Regions from separate parts of the Homo sapiens genome. Here all the other regions are linked to region 3. A link is a contact called in ENCODE Hi-C data. All regions are on one chromosome and are shown on one strand. The core of a region is the stretch at or near the end of the contact, and the rest is flanking DNA. Distances in the headings are between cores, read along the strand shown.

The links. Hi-C counts contacts between places; a loop is a spot of excess contacts on that map. Pooled maps may share reads with other maps.
Region 1: a map of naive thymus-derived CD4-positive, alpha-beta T cell shows a loop between it and region 3 (28-fold over the local background). The contact joins the promoter of ZMYND11 here to the promoter of PITRM1 in region 3. A Hi-C loop is called at or near these places in 1 of 168 maps with a recorded cell type or tissue (naive thymus-derived CD4-positive, alpha-beta T cell), 1 of 37 single-sample maps with no recorded cell type and 8 of 50 pooled maps.
Region 2: a map of CD4-positive, alpha-beta memory T cell shows a loop between it and region 3 (11-fold over the local background). The contact joins the promoter of TAF3 here to the promoter of PITRM1 in region 3. A Hi-C loop is called at or near these places in 2 of 168 maps with a recorded cell type or tissue (CD4-positive, alpha-beta memory T cell and naive thymus-derived CD4-positive, alpha-beta T cell) and 6 of 50 pooled maps.
Region 4: a loop to region 3 is called in a map with no recorded cell type, with 8 times the contacts of the local background. The contact joins the enhancer-like site here to the promoter of PITRM1 in region 3. A Hi-C loop is called at or near these places in 2 of 37 single-sample maps with no recorded cell type and 2 of 50 pooled maps.
Region 5: a loop to region 3 is called in a map of naive thymus-derived CD4-positive, alpha-beta T cell, with 28 times the contacts of the local background. The contact joins the promoter of ATP5F1C here to the promoter of PITRM1 in region 3. A Hi-C loop is called at or near these places in 2 of 168 maps with a recorded cell type or tissue (CD4-positive, alpha-beta memory T cell and naive thymus-derived CD4-positive, alpha-beta T cell), 2 of 37 single-sample maps with no recorded cell type and 13 of 50 pooled maps.

What each region holds. Positions count from the first base shown.
Region 1 is chr10:134,190-136,889 of GRCh38, forward strand. It overlaps ZMYND11 (zinc finger MYND-type containing 11), which reads left to right and starts at 1,266. Exons shown (of 15, transcript NM_001370100.5): 1 at 1,266-1,370. RefSeq lists silencers at 508-2,067, 515-693.
Region 2 is chr10:7,817,145-7,819,844 of GRCh38, forward strand. TAF3 (TATA-box binding protein associated factor 3) reads left to right here and starts at 1,361. Exons shown (of 7, transcript NM_031923.4): 1 at 1,361-1,731. The coding sequence starts at 1,566. It overlaps LOC105376392 (a long non-coding RNA gene), which reads right to left and starts at 1,219. Exons shown (of 3, transcript XR_001747356.1): 1 at 1,108-1,219. RefSeq lists enhancers at 1,037-1,555, 1,368-1,427, 1,556-2,073.
Region 3 is chr10:3,171,418-3,174,117 of GRCh38, forward strand. PITRM1 (pitrilysin metallopeptidase 1) reads right to left here and starts at 1,365. Exons shown (of 27, transcript NM_014889.4): 1 at 1,300-1,365. The coding sequence starts at 1,355. RefSeq lists silencers at 890-1,729, 2,020-2,179 and an enhancer at 2,378-2,700.
Region 4 is chr10:6,927,065-6,929,764 of GRCh38, forward strand. The region is part of intron 3 of LOC105376387 (a long non-coding RNA gene); the gene reads right to left. Among named protein-coding and RNA genes, the nearest start is that of LINC00707, 150 kb to the left of the region's middle. RefSeq lists enhancers at 831-1,250, 982-1,071. Within about 2 kb of position 1,332, at least 13 of the 41 ENCODE cell types and tissues checked have a DNase peak (open chromatin) inside an H3K27ac peak, as active enhancers do.
Region 5 is chr10:7,786,892-7,789,591 of GRCh38, forward strand. ATP5F1C (ATP synthase F1 subunit gamma) reads left to right here and starts at 1,286. Exons shown (of 10, transcript NM_001001973.3): 1 at 1,286-1,372. The coding sequence starts at 1,317. It overlaps KIN (Kin17 DNA and RNA binding protein), which reads right to left and starts at 1,102. Exons shown (of 13, transcript NM_012311.4): 1 at 929-1,102. The coding sequence starts at 1,042. RefSeq lists enhancers at 1,055-1,374, 1,827-2,370.

The DNA of each region.
Region 1 (2,700 bases), core at 16-2,515, 3.0 Mb before region 3:
CACTAATAATAAACCAGAACAATTATAACACTATACTGTAGTAAAAGTTATGAGAATGCGGTCTCCCTGAAAACACCTTGCTGTCCTGTACTCACCGAATTTCAGAGCAGAGGACTCTGACTGACAGGTGTTCCCCGACTCCCAGTGGCGAAAGGTCCTCAGGGAAAACAGGTGAACGCTATCAAAGTATGCTTATCTCCGAACCTTTCTTAAACCAGAGTCTTAAGGGATCGTCTCTGATTAGGTCTAGAATTCCTCTCCATAGAAGATAACCTACTTCTCGCGCAAATCTGCAGTGTTCTTGCAGGGCTGCTGATGGGTGGTCCTGTTCTTTTCGCGGTCCTGTTTGCGCAGAGATGAAACGGGGAACTTAGCGTATCCCTACCGCTCTTTTTGATGACAGGAGTAAAGGGCTGTTCAGACTACCTAAACAATGTTGTTAAGAGAAGCACTCGTACTTCTCAGACTTCGCTGTTCCGGACCCCGCGAGCCAGGGGCAGGCACCGGGTCCACCCGGGGCTGAGCTGCGGCGGCGCCTGACAATGCCCCCTCGCGCCCCGGCCTCGGCGCCCGCTCCCGGCTCCAGCGCGCCTGCACGTACGTAGCCTTCACGTGTGTGTGGATACGGAGTGCATGTGTGGAGACAGAGGAATATGCTCCAACAAATTTCGGATAGAGGCGCCGAAGACAGGACGTGGGGAAGGTAGGAGCCGCGTGCACGGCTCCGGCCCCGGGCGGGAGGCGGCCGCGAGCCGGGCCGGCCGCGCGCAAGTCCGGCGCCAGCCGCTAGAGCCCCCAGTGCGCGGCCCGGCCGCGGGGCGCCTCGACCCGACACAATAAACTCCGAGGGCGGGCGGGCCGAGGGGCCGGTGGGGCCGAGCGGCCGCCCCGCGCGCATCGCCATGTGAGCGGCTGCCGCGGCTTCGCGGGGACCCAACTTTCCCGGGCGGCGGCGCCCAACTTCCCGCCGCCCGCTCCGGCCCCGCAGGCCCGCGGCGCCAGGGGAAGACGCGAGTAAGTGCGGGCGGCGGTGCCCTCCCGGCCCTCACCCCGCACGCGGCGACCCGGCCGCCTAGCCTCCCTCGCTCAGGCGCGACCGCGGCGTTCTCTGAGGTGGAGTATTACAAACATGGCGCCCCTCGAGCCCGGAGCCCTTCGCGCGGAGCCGGCGGCGGGGTCCGGGCGGGGGGGAGCCGGGGAGGAGGGAGGAGGCCGGCAGGGAGGAGGAGGAGGCGGCCTGAGCGTCCCCCCCGCCCCCCGCGCCCGTCGCCGGCTCAGGCCCGAGAGGCGCCGGGCGGCGGGAAGGAGGCGGCACCGGAGGGGAGGGCCGGGCGCGGCGGCGGCGGCGGTGGAGGAGCCGGAGCATAATGGTGGGGAAAGCTCGGCGGCGGGGCGGCGGGGCGGGCGGGGGCGTCCGTGGAGATGGCGCGGCCCGCGCGGTGGAGCCTGCCTGGCCGCGGCCTCTGGGGCGGCGGCGGCACCAGTGGGTGCTGACGGTCGCTCGCCCGCTCGCGAAGAGCTCCGAGCTGCCGGGGAGCTTTGTGGATGGCGGGGCGGGCCGGGCCGGCGGGGCCTGCGAGGGCGGCGGCGGGGCCTGCGGAGGCTGCCGGCCCGCGCCCACTCGCCTTGGGCGGCCGCGGAAGAGGCCCCGGGATGAGGCCCCGGAGGACCGCGCGGGGCCTGCTCGGGCCGGGAAGCCGCGGAGTCGCGTGAGCACCGCCCGCCGGGCCCTGTGCCCCGCTTTCGGTCAGGCCTCCTGGGCCCGTGCGCAGTCCGGGCCGGCGGGGAACGCGGCTCCGGGCGTGTGGCGGGCGGAGAGGAAGCGTTTGTCGGCGCGGCACGTCGTGTGCTAGCCCGGGAGCGGCGGGCAGGGCTGGCCCCGAGGCCCGGGGCGGAGATTCGTCGGTCCCCCGGGGCTGTGAGCGACCCCGGCAGCGAGGCCGCCGCCTCAACAGGTCCTCGCGGACCTCCGGGACAGTCCTGTGGGGTCCGCCGCCCTCCTCCCACCCAGAGCTCCGGGGAGAAGCTGCTGAGGACGCGGCTGGGACGAGGGGGGGCGCCGGGACCCGGACTTTCACTTGCAGTCTCTCCTCGCGCTTTTCTCCCGAGCCGGGAGGAGGAGGAGCTGGCGATGTGTGCGCCGTGCCCGGTGTCTTTTGCAGAGTGACCGCCGTACCTGTTTTATTCGTGTGTACCAGTGCTCGTTGTGCAGTGCGGTGTCCTATGCGGTGGGTACGCAGTACCGGGGATTATATATGGTGTGTACTCTGTGTCATATGCAGTGTGCTCGAAGTACCCGGTGTCGTACCGGCTATCATACACGGTGTGTACATGTATCTTCCTCGCTTAGGCTGTGCACTCAGCCCCCGGTATTGTGTGCAGTAGGTGCCTGGTACCCTGCTGCCATATGAGCTGTGCGTGTGGTACTCCATGTTATATACGAGTGTATGTAGTATCTGGATAGTATTGAATATATTTACCTTACCTGTTGTCACATACAGTGTGTATGTAGTACCTGGTGTCATATATGCGGTGTGTATAGTACCAGGTGTCATATACTGTGTGCACACAGTACTTGGGGTCATATATGGTGTGTACATAGTATCCTTTCACACTGTGTATGCAGCACCCAGTGTCATATACAGCCCTTACGCGGTTCCCGGTATTTTGTGCAGTATGTGCACGGTACCGTGCTGCCAT
Region 2 (2,700 bases), core at 111-2,610, 4.6 Mb after region 3:
CAAGGCGCAAGAGAGTTTCAATGTTACAGAAGCGTTCAACATTATCAAATAGCTACAAAATAATCAAGTACGGCTAGGACTGAAAAATGTCTCATAGATTTAGCAACACAATGTTCCTGATAACTTGGGGACAGAGTGTCCAGGGAGTAAATGCAGGCACCTTGCCCTTTAGTACCTTGCTTCTCTGCAGATCGTCATTTAGCTGAAGAACCATAATTTCAGTTCTATTATTGAGTTTCCCAGACTTTGAAAAATGTGAATATCATGTTCAAAGTTCTGGAATAGTCCCTGTCGGAGGAATATAGAGCCACTCATAAACTCGCAATTTATTGGAGGAGCACATAAACTAAATACACTGTGATAAGTACAGAAGGGCATATTTAAGAAACCGCATAGTTCAGCCACTACAATCGGGCGACCTGCAGGCTGAATCTAGACTAACCGTGGGATCAGTTTGGCTTTTGAGATGTGTTCCCAATTCTGTATTTAAAAATCAAGATATTTATCCCTAAATCCGATTTCTGGCAATACTTGGATGGAGCTGGGAGAAGGCTCTGGGGTAGGCAACCGTTCCCAGGACACTCGGCCTGCGACACCGGTTTAAGGCTCGGTTTGGCCTCTGTAGGCAGCCGAGGTCCCCATCCCCCGATAGGTCACAGCCGCGATGCTCAAATCGCACACTATAGCCCACAGGCAGCTTACCTGTTTTTTTTAAAAAAAAAAAAAAAAAAAAAGTTTTATTGGAACCAGGGCTGGGATTAGAATGACATGAGTGAGTCAGGAGTTTATGGCATGGATTTGGATTTTTTTAAAAAAACTGTTAAAATATTATCGATCTTGATGACTGAGTTTTTTGAGGCCCCCATTAATTTGGCACAGAGTCCTCCTAGTTCCTGCCCTATTGCGAAGGGCTTTGAAGGGCATGCGGAACAGCTTGGACTTTATTTAATCTTTGCAGTGGCAAGCAGCTCAATACACAGATTTTTAGCTGAGGCAACACCAGCGCAGGTCTGCGTTTGGCGAGCTCCGTAAGTTCCCACGCCCCAAACTTCTCTCTAGCACATAACTCTCTAATATGACTAACGTTATTAGTGCTAACTCTCTAACCTGTCAATGTCGTATCCCAGATCCCTCGTTTGCCTCTAAAACACTGGCGTTTTCGTCACCGCTGTCCCCCAGGTGAGCGCCCCAGCACCTGCCGCCCTGGGCGCCTCCTCCACCTGCGCGCCCCACGCCCGCTTCCGGCCGGCTTCCAGGCCTCAGAGGCGATCCCGAGGAATCGTTCCGCTCCCAAGGGGCGGAGCTTTCTCATCGCCGCGCTCGGCATTCGGCTTATGCTGCCTCGCCCCGGCGGCCGTCCAGCGGGAGGCGGAGCGAGTCCAAAATGGCGGCTCTCAGGCTGGCGCGCTCCGTGCTGCTGGGGCTTTGAGGTGGTCGCCGGGGGTCCGGGGGACCCTTTCCCCGCCGCGGAAGCCCTAGAGGATGAATCGGGGACCCTGCTAAGGTCTGGCGGCGGGGCTGGAGAGCAGTGGCAGCAAGGGCTGCGGTGGCGTCCACGCAGCGGGATGTGCGAGAGTTACTCCAGGTCGTTGTTGAGGGTCTCGGTGGCGCAGATCTGCCAGGCGCTGGGCTGGGACTCGGTGCAGCTCAGCGCCTGCCACCTCCTCACGGACGTGCTGCAGCGCTATCTGCAGCAGCTGGGCCGGGGCTGCCATCGGTACTCTGAGCTCTGTGAGTACCGGGCTGGGTGCGGGAGGGCTGCCCCGGCAAGTCAAGGGTGACACCTTCGCTCTCCCTGTCCCTCCGCGTCCCCGGGGTGTGCATCCCGCACCCCGCCTCGAGATCTGCTGTTTCCTCGGCCTCCCACGTCCCTGGGCTTCCACTGCCGCTCCAAACTCTAGTCATCCTTCGGGTGCCTCTTCCTTATCCGCTAACTTCCCGCCACCAGCCCGGGAGTCGGGTCTTCGCTCCCAGCTCCACACCCTCCTACCGCTCCTCCGCTCTGAATTGTGTCTGGATCTCTCTCATTGTCTCCTGTTTGCTGCGGGTAGATCCACCCCCAGCGTGCCCTACACCCTCTTTTACCTCGGTCCTTTTTCTCCCTTGCCCGCAAACTACTACAACTAGTTGTCACAGGCGCTCCGTCTACCGGCCGTTTCTTACAAGACTGGCCATTCCTGGGCTCCTAACTACATAGACTCGTTGACAGCTCTGCTCCGTTAGGGACACTGCCTCGTCTTTCTGTATCTGTTCGTTTCGTGAACGACATCTCCATTTACTGTTTTTCCAAGGCTGACTTTGTCAGTTTCGCTGATTAGATGTACTTTCACTTACGTCTCGGTTACCAGTGAGATGTCAGTGGCTATCGAAGTAGGATAGAGGGACCGTGGGCAGTTGACAAGATTCTCCAGGTAATCTGGGCTACAGTACTTATGAGTTTTAAATGAATGTCTGGTAATATCTATAGCTAGTGGTATTTAATAATTTAATGGAAGGAATGGAATATTTTAATAGAAGCTCCACATTATCTTGTTGATGTGAAGCATTGTATGTGTGTTTGTTGAGGAGAGGAAACTACCACTCATTTTAGTTTCAAGTCATGATGTTTAAGGTGGTGAGCTGGAGAACTGAATGAAGTGTTTCATAGGATATTTTGTTTTGTTAAAGTGGTTCCTATACTGGAAAATTGAGACTCACAGA
Region 3 (2,700 bases), core at 115-2,614:
AGGGGAATCTTCAACTTGGTCACAGGGACACTAATTTTCTTTTTTGAGACAGATCTCACTCTGTTGCCCAGGCTGGAGTGCAGCGGTGCAATCTCGACTCACTGCAACCTCCACCTCCCGGGTTCAAGCAATTCTGTCTCAGCCTCCTGAGTGGCTGGGACTACAAGTGCTCACTACTACGCCCAGCTAATTTTTGTATTTTTAGTAGAGACAGTTTCACCATGTCGGCCAGGCTGGTCTTGAACTCCTGACCTCAAGTGGTCTGCCCGCCTTGGCCTCCCAACATGCTGGGATTACAGGTGTGAGCCACCGCGCCCAACCTATTTCTAATAATTATTCTCACCTGAATGAGATGGCTCACACCTGTAACCCCGCAATGCGAGAGGCTGAGGAGGGGGATCAAACCAGCCTGGGAAACAGAGCAAGATCCCTGCTCTTAAAAAACACGTAATTATTATTCTCTCCAATTGTATTATATGTCGTATGGGATTTTCTACATTAATGTATCCCACCGAAATATTTATTTTAAAGATAATATGTACAGGAAGAAAAAACCTATTCAGTCACTGGCAATATTATGAAGATATGCTATAACCAACATTTGCTTACTGATTTAGCAAATTTCAGAATTATGGGACAGAAGCGTTTTAAGAAGTTACTTATCAAGGACATGATAGGAAACTCCTGAGCGGTAAGGCCAGGCCGAACTCATGCCACGGACGCCCCGTGCCTCCCGGCCTGGGCCGGCAGCGCTGAACTATTACCTTATATTAAACACGGGCTCGTGGATTACCATGAACACTAAACTGCTTCGTCATTTTTTTCCCCATAAATTGAGTCATTAAAAAAACAAAACAGTTCAATTCCGGGAGGCGTCAGTTCTCTGAACACAGCGAGACTTTAAGTATGGGCTGTGGGCGCCTCGGGTCTCTTAAGGACTCGGCCTCCCAACAAAAATGAACTAGGAGCAAAGCTGTCAGCGAGAACCGCAAATGCCGACCCCATTTACTACCCCCGTTAAAGCCCACGCTAATGGAGGGCCCCGCCGGGAGCGCCGCGGGCAGGCCCGGCCCCCAGCCCGGGGCATCGCCCCTGGGAGTAGGAAGGAGCTCCGAGGTCCTCCGGCCTCGGAGCCTCGGATGCGGGAGCTCCAGGAAGGGCTCGGGGTGCGGGACGCCCACAGCTTGGGGAGCTGCCAGCCCCGGGCGCAGGGACGAGGACCCCTACGCCTCCGGCCTGCCCTGGACCCTCCCCTCCCGGGTACCAGCGCGCCGAGCGCCTCCCGTCGCAGCGTCTCACCCGCCGCTCAGCCGCCTCAGCACACACAGGCCCTGCCGCCCGCCGCAGCGCCACATTGCGCATGACGAGCACCTGGCTGGCGAGGAACCCCCTCTTAACCCGACGCAGGGCGCGGGGCGGGGCTTGCCGTGACAGCTACCACTCCTATTGGTCAACGCGAACAGCGACGTCCTCTGCGATAGGCTGTAGGTGAAAAGGGTAGGCCTCCACTGCTCTGGGACGGGCGGGAGGGCGGTGCGGACGGAGATGGGCGGGAGGGGCGGGGCCGACGTGCCGAAGGAGGCGGGCAAGGCGAGGGGCGTGGTACGGGTAGAAAGGGGCGGGGCCGTCTTGCCGAAAGGGGCGGGGTTCGGCCAGCAGCAGGATGTGGACAGATGATAGGAGGGGGAAGTGGGCAGGCGAGAAGTGGGGCGTGGCGAGAGGCGTGTGTATGCAGATGAAGTGGGGCCTGGTGAAGGGCGGGGCTGCGCTGGTGAAAAGAGGGGCTCCTGGAATGGCGTGCTGTGTTGGGTGGGGCTGTGCAAGTGATGGGAGGGGCTTAGCGAGGGGTGGCTCTTTGCAGGTGAGGAGTGGAGACCAGTGGGAGAGGGGATTGCAAGTGAGCTGAGCCTTGGGGGCGGGGCTTGCAGGTGACAGGGTGGAGCCTAGTGGGCGGGGATGCAAGTGAGCTGGGCCTTGGGGATGGGGCTTGCAGGCGATGGGGTGGAGCCTGGTGGGGCGGGGCTGCAGGTGAGCTGGGCCTTGGGGGCGGGGCTTGCATGCGAGAGGTGGGTCCTTGTGGGGGCAGGGCTGGCAGAAGTGGGTGGGGCTTGGTGATGGACCGCGGTGTTCAGGTGAGGGTAGTGGCCTGGTTGGGGGCTGCCGGAAGCTGGGCCAGGTGAAACTTGGTAGCCCTCTCTGGCCTTGGTGTGGGCGTTGGTCCTGTTTGTAGGGCTGAGCTGAGCTCCAAAGGCGTTCTGCTGCCCCGCCAGGCCTGAACCTTGGGGTCTGGGGGCTTCTTGGATGAGATCTCAAGGCTGCATGGCAGGTCCCAGGGCCAGGGCCCCACGGTGTCACACGTATCACGGATGGCCGCCAGCGAAGCACAGCACAGCTCCGAGCTGCTGCATGGGAGCCTGTGGCCCCCGCTGCTGCCTCCGCTTTCCTCTTCGTTTCGTGTCTAGGAAGATGCACCTGAGCCCCCTGACATTGCCCAAGTGCCCAAGGGCCCTTCTGGGAACCCCCAGAGAGGCTGAAGGAGGCCCCCGTAGGAGTGGGTGGTTCTGCACTGTGGGCCAGAAGGGGCCCTGGGATTAGCCACGCTTGGAGAGGGTGGGGTAGCCCTTGGAGGAAGTCCGCACCAAGTCTGACCTTCCGGGTTTCTCAGAGCCTCTCTTCCTTCCTCCCTTCACCTTCTCCCTC
Region 4 (2,700 bases), core at 82-2,581, 3.8 Mb after region 3:
AAGAAGGAGAAAACACTGATGGATATAGTCATGTTCATAAGAAGATCTCTTCCGAGTGTTTGATGCAACCTCTGCTTCCGCTATCCCATCTTCTCACACTCCCCTTTGTGCTAGTTCTTCTCATCTGCATGCAGCTTCTTTCCTGTCATTTGACCATCATGGAGAAGCTCTTTTTTCATGAACATTTTCCTTCTGAAAACCACATATGTCCCACTGTCAGTTTTGCACATCTATTTCATTATCAGACTTGAAAATGTATCCCTCTTATCCATTTCCTTACTTTATCAAAAATGTTGGAAATGAATAACATATGGAATGTACATTAACTTAGTTACCATCATTTTAGTTGTCCATCACCAGTACCTAATCATGATGGTTAGTTCATGGATGAATTTTCAACGAATATGCATGCAACAATGCTAGGTGTGTCAATGATGGTTCCTTGACTTAAATGAAGTATATGGTCTGCTTAAATCACCTGCCTTTTTCTGTGATCAACTAATTTAAATTAAGAAATGAAATAAAAAATTATAGCAGGGAGCCTTGAAGGTAGGTTGAAAACTGTCTGCTGAGTCAGTAGCTCTATTTTTATCCAAACAGACAAGAAGACAGCAAGCCCCTTGACTTGTGGTTTCCGTTCTCTCATTTCCTGTGTGCACCCACATGAACCATGTGCCCTCCCTGACTCCCTGCCTCCACGTCTAGAGAAGGAGGCGTGGGTCTTCTCTAATTCCCCTTGTGTGCTTGACTTGTTCCCCACCACCCAAGGGCTAAGGCTTAGGCACTGCGTTGAAAACTTCAGCACAGCAGGGAACCTCAGCCACTCTGTCTTCTATCCATCCTCCCTCATGTCTTCTCTGTACTCCTGTCTCTATCAGTTGGCACCTGGGCCTCCGCCTGCCTTCACCTCCTTGTCTCCATCCTTGCAATGAATGCCGTAGTATGACCACCTCTTCTTCTCCAGTGTAACTTCACTCTGGCACTATTTTCTGAAACTTGTGGACCCTCCATGCCACAGCTACCCTAAACCCACTCTCCTGAGAAGCCCCAGTTCCCAGAACGGAAGTCCAGGTCGGCCCTCGGCCGCCACACTTCCCTAAACAGCAGCTGCCTAAGAGTCTGTGAACCTGCACAATTTTCACTAGCAGTGTCTCAACAATTAGCCGGTGCCTCACAAGTGGGGCAGATGGTATAGCCAGGAATGAGAGTTTCATGTTTCTTCTGATTCACATGCATTCCTATCTAAAGGCTGTTTCCTTTTAGAGACAAACTAATTTTTTCTCTTTCGTCCTTTGCCTGGGCTTTATGTTTACTTCTACAAGCTGGCACTTCCGATGGTTTCTAGAGAGCTCATTGGTGCTCTCTCTCTCTCTAACACACACACACACACACACACACACACACACACACACACTATGTACACACCTCACAGGAAATGGAAACTTGTTCCCATTATGGGTCCTGAAACAAAGCTCTGTGGATATGCATGTGCTACTTAGATTTTCTATCCCAGGAAATGAGTTTAAATACCTACCTCCCCAACAAATTTTTTTTTCAGAGACAACAGACCTCGGAAGACAAGTGGAAGTTGAAACTCTCCTTGAATGCGGTTCTTGGGAGTTGGAAATCTCCATTGCCGTTGCTTCCCCATGGAAGGCTTTGCAGTGCTAAATGGCTTATCTCCATGACAACCAGAAGAGCTGGTTGTTGTTTTTTTTTTTTTTTTTTTCTGCTGGACATTTTTTTCTAGATTTTACTTCATATTTAAAATAATTAAAAGTGTTTATCTCAGTACACCACAACCAGTCATTTACTGGGCCAGTGTCAGGAGGCAGTTCACATCCGTTTGGGGTCCACTCAAACCACCTCCATGCTGTCGGCCTTCAAAGTTTCCAAGAGGTTTGGTTTCTCTTTGAAATCTGGCTTCTCACTTGCGCACTGTATAACTTTTAAACAGATTAATTTTTTTAGTTCCTTATATATAAGTTTTCTGCATGTAAAAATTTAAGATAATTTTATGTCAAGAAGAGCAGAGAAGATGTATTAGATAAAGTGTGAGAGACTGCCTGATAGAGCTGAACACATGGGAAGCATACAAAATATTCATCTCTCTGCTTATTCGTTTCCTTAGCAGAATATCTGGCTGCAGCTTACTGTAGCCATCCTGTCATCAGTTCCCAAACGGGAGGAATGCCATGGTCTCTTGACAGAGGCTCTCTTGCACTGTTGGAGGCAAGGGCCTGCTGTCCTGTCAGGTTGGCCCATTTATCCAGTTACTCGTGAAATATCTTGTTCTCTCAGAGAATCAACCGGCGGCTGTGTGCTGACTTCACAAAGAAAAATCCATTCTCTCACCAAGTAGTTGTCAAGCATAATAAAGAAAAACTGGCAGAATAATTGGGGTGGTTGCTGAGTCTAACTCAATATCGTATGAAAGAAAATATATGGAACAGTGGTGTTTAAAGAGAACTGCACACCTCTGTTTGTATGGCAGGCTCAAACACAGCCAGTCAGACGTATGTAGAGTCAAAGTGAGGAAGTGGAGGTCATTTAGACTACTGGTAGACCCAGAATTCGAGCCAAAACAGAAGCAGAAAACAGAAATAGATGCTTCAGGATCTGTCTCTCTGCCAAGCCAACCCAGCGATTCTCATCAGAAACCTCAACAAACAATTGGAAGAGAAACAGGTAGAAATTGTG
Region 5 (2,700 bases), core at 36-2,535, 4.6 Mb after region 3:
GTCCTACCTAAAATACCTCTTCCTTCACTTGCAGAAACACTGGATTAGATTATTCCAATTGCCTCAGTGTTCTTCCACCCTTACCCAATCCAGTCCAATCTCCGGAGAAAAATATGATCACATCACTAGCCTGCACAGCATTCAATCAACCACCTCTTTAATGGGGAAAAGTGTAAATTCCATAGTGTAGCCATATAAGGCTTTTCGAGATCTGCCCAGACTCCTTGAGCCACTCTATATATACTTCACTCATTTAAAACTCAGCGACAATCCTACAAGTAGGTGAAATTATTATTCCCTCTTTACAGATAAGTAAAGGGGAATATAAGTAAATAACTTGCCCAAGACCACACGGTTGGTAAGTGGCCCTGCTTGACTTTAAATTTTGACAGTCTGATATATCCATAAACCAGATAAATCCATAATTTTAACCACAATATTATTCTGTGCCCGGTACAGTGTAGGTGCTCAATAAATGCTTGCTAGATGAGTAGTGTGGAAGAGCTTAGCTCTCCTTTTTCACCTGATCCCAAAAGAGGAGTGAATCCTAACCACCCTGTTTCTCTTAAGAGTCAAGTCAAGTAAGAGCTGATGACTGTTACTGGCATTGCCCGGGCGTCTAGTATTGCAGTATCCCCGCCCCTGTGAGGGGTGCAAAACCTTTTCTGATTTCATTTCTTTGGTGGTGGGGATCGGACTGGGGAGGAATGAGGGGTCGCAGAACACAGGCTGCCCGCTGGGCCCGGGGGCTGCGGGGAGGGACGGCTCTCGTGCGCTGAGTAGTTGACTCGCCCACTGCAGACCTCAGAAGCCTCACGACCCGGACCCCGGGAGCCCCAGCCCCGCGCCCTCAGCCCCGCGTCCAGGACCTGATCCTGGATTGCCAGGGGCCCTCCTGGGAAGACGGGGCCACTCCGGGCCCACTCACCTCGTCCCGGCACTGCTTCTGGCACATCTGGCAATACCAGCGTAGCTTCTGCAGCCCCTTGGACTTGATCCTGTTGGCGATAGCCTTGGGAGTAAGAAAATCCGACTTCCCCATGGCGACCACGGCAGCGATCACTTTCTGGACCCCAGTACTCAGCCAGCCGGAAACGGAACCGGGCTGGCGGCGGTGGGCGGGACAAATCCCAGCTGAGAGGCGGAAGGAGGTGGGGCCTGGGAAGACTGGGTTGCAACGGTCGCGAGACTCCCCTCGCCGTAGCGCGAAGAAACGAGACTGAAGAAGAGAGCAAGGTGGGAGGGGCGCGCTGGGGAGCTTCGGCGCATGCGCGCTGAGGCCTGCCTGACCGACCTTCAGCAGGGCTGTGGCTACCATGTTCTCTCGCGCGGGTGTCGCTGGGCTGTCGGCCTGGACCTTGCAGCCGCAATGGTATGGCAGCTTGCGGGAAGATCGGCAGGACCGCAAGGGATGGAAGAGCTTGGGCACGGGGCAGGGAGGAGGAGATGGGCGCGGGGGCAGATGTGGGGTCGCAGGGCCTAGCTGGGCCCCTGGCCCGTCGGAGGCGCCGGGTAGCGGGGGCTGCAGGAAGCGGCTCTGAGGTCGGGCAAGGTGTGCGCAGGGCCGGGCTCCGGCGGAGCAAGGTCCCGCCCGGTTCCCTGAGGTCGGAGGGCCACCTGGGACCTCGGGACTGCGGCCTGAGTCCAAATTGACGTCTGGGCGGTCTTGAGTTCCCTCAGCTAATCAGCACTTCCTGAGCTTCCACTTCCACTGCAAGCCAGGCCCCCAGTCTCAGGGCCTGCAAGGTGACGGGAGCCTGAGCAATAGCCCAGGGGAAGGTTAAGTCGTGCTTTTTGTCCTTGACGCCCTTTGAAACCCTGTAGTGCTGGACAGAGTGACCCTTTAAGATTCGATCGAGTCAGAGAGCGCGGCCGTCGAGCACCTCCCGTGTTGCAGACGCTTTGCTGGGTGCTGCAACAGCAAAGGCGAACATCCTAGATGCCTCTGAGGGTGGTTTTGGTGCAGAAGGGACCGTACAGATCTGTCTGAGGGCGGGGAAGGGAAGGACACCTAGCACTACCTTGAAACCACTTGCTGAAACCGTAACCCTGCAAGGTCATGAAATTGCCCCCAGGTCCTGGGGGAGGAGTTCGGTGGGCTTTTAAGTGGCATTTGTTAACTGACATGCAACTAAAGGGTGCCACGAGCCTCGAGAATTTTAAACATTAGTTCCGGGTAGGGGGACCTGGGCTGGGGGAAGTGCATATTAGAAGGCCCGGGAATGGGCAGGTAAAAGTTGGTTTGTGGGTGGTGCTGTTCAGTTTTGAAGCTTGACGGAATCTGGAAGAATTCCAGACACGCTGCTAAGGGGATTCTAGGCTGTGTCGTAGCAATTCCCTGCTCTTAACAGTGTGGAGGATTTCTAAGGCGCTACAGTGCTAAACTAGATTTTCGTATCCTAATTTATATGAAGGGACCATAAAGCATTAGTTGAAATAAATAGGTTTTTCATTAAGCAAATAACTGATAGTAATATACGAGATTTTCAGAATGATATCTGATGTGAATTAGCCACATAAAATTTTTGGTGGCTTGGCCTTGGAAGTCAGATTTTTTTTTCTCTAATATGGAAAAAGAACATTCATGGGAATTAAAAGGTCACTGTAGTTGAATTCTCAGTTGTATAGATTGTCCCACTTGTTAACCACTCAGCAGACATTAGCTGAGTGCTTCCACTCCACCCGGTGGTACTTGGAAAG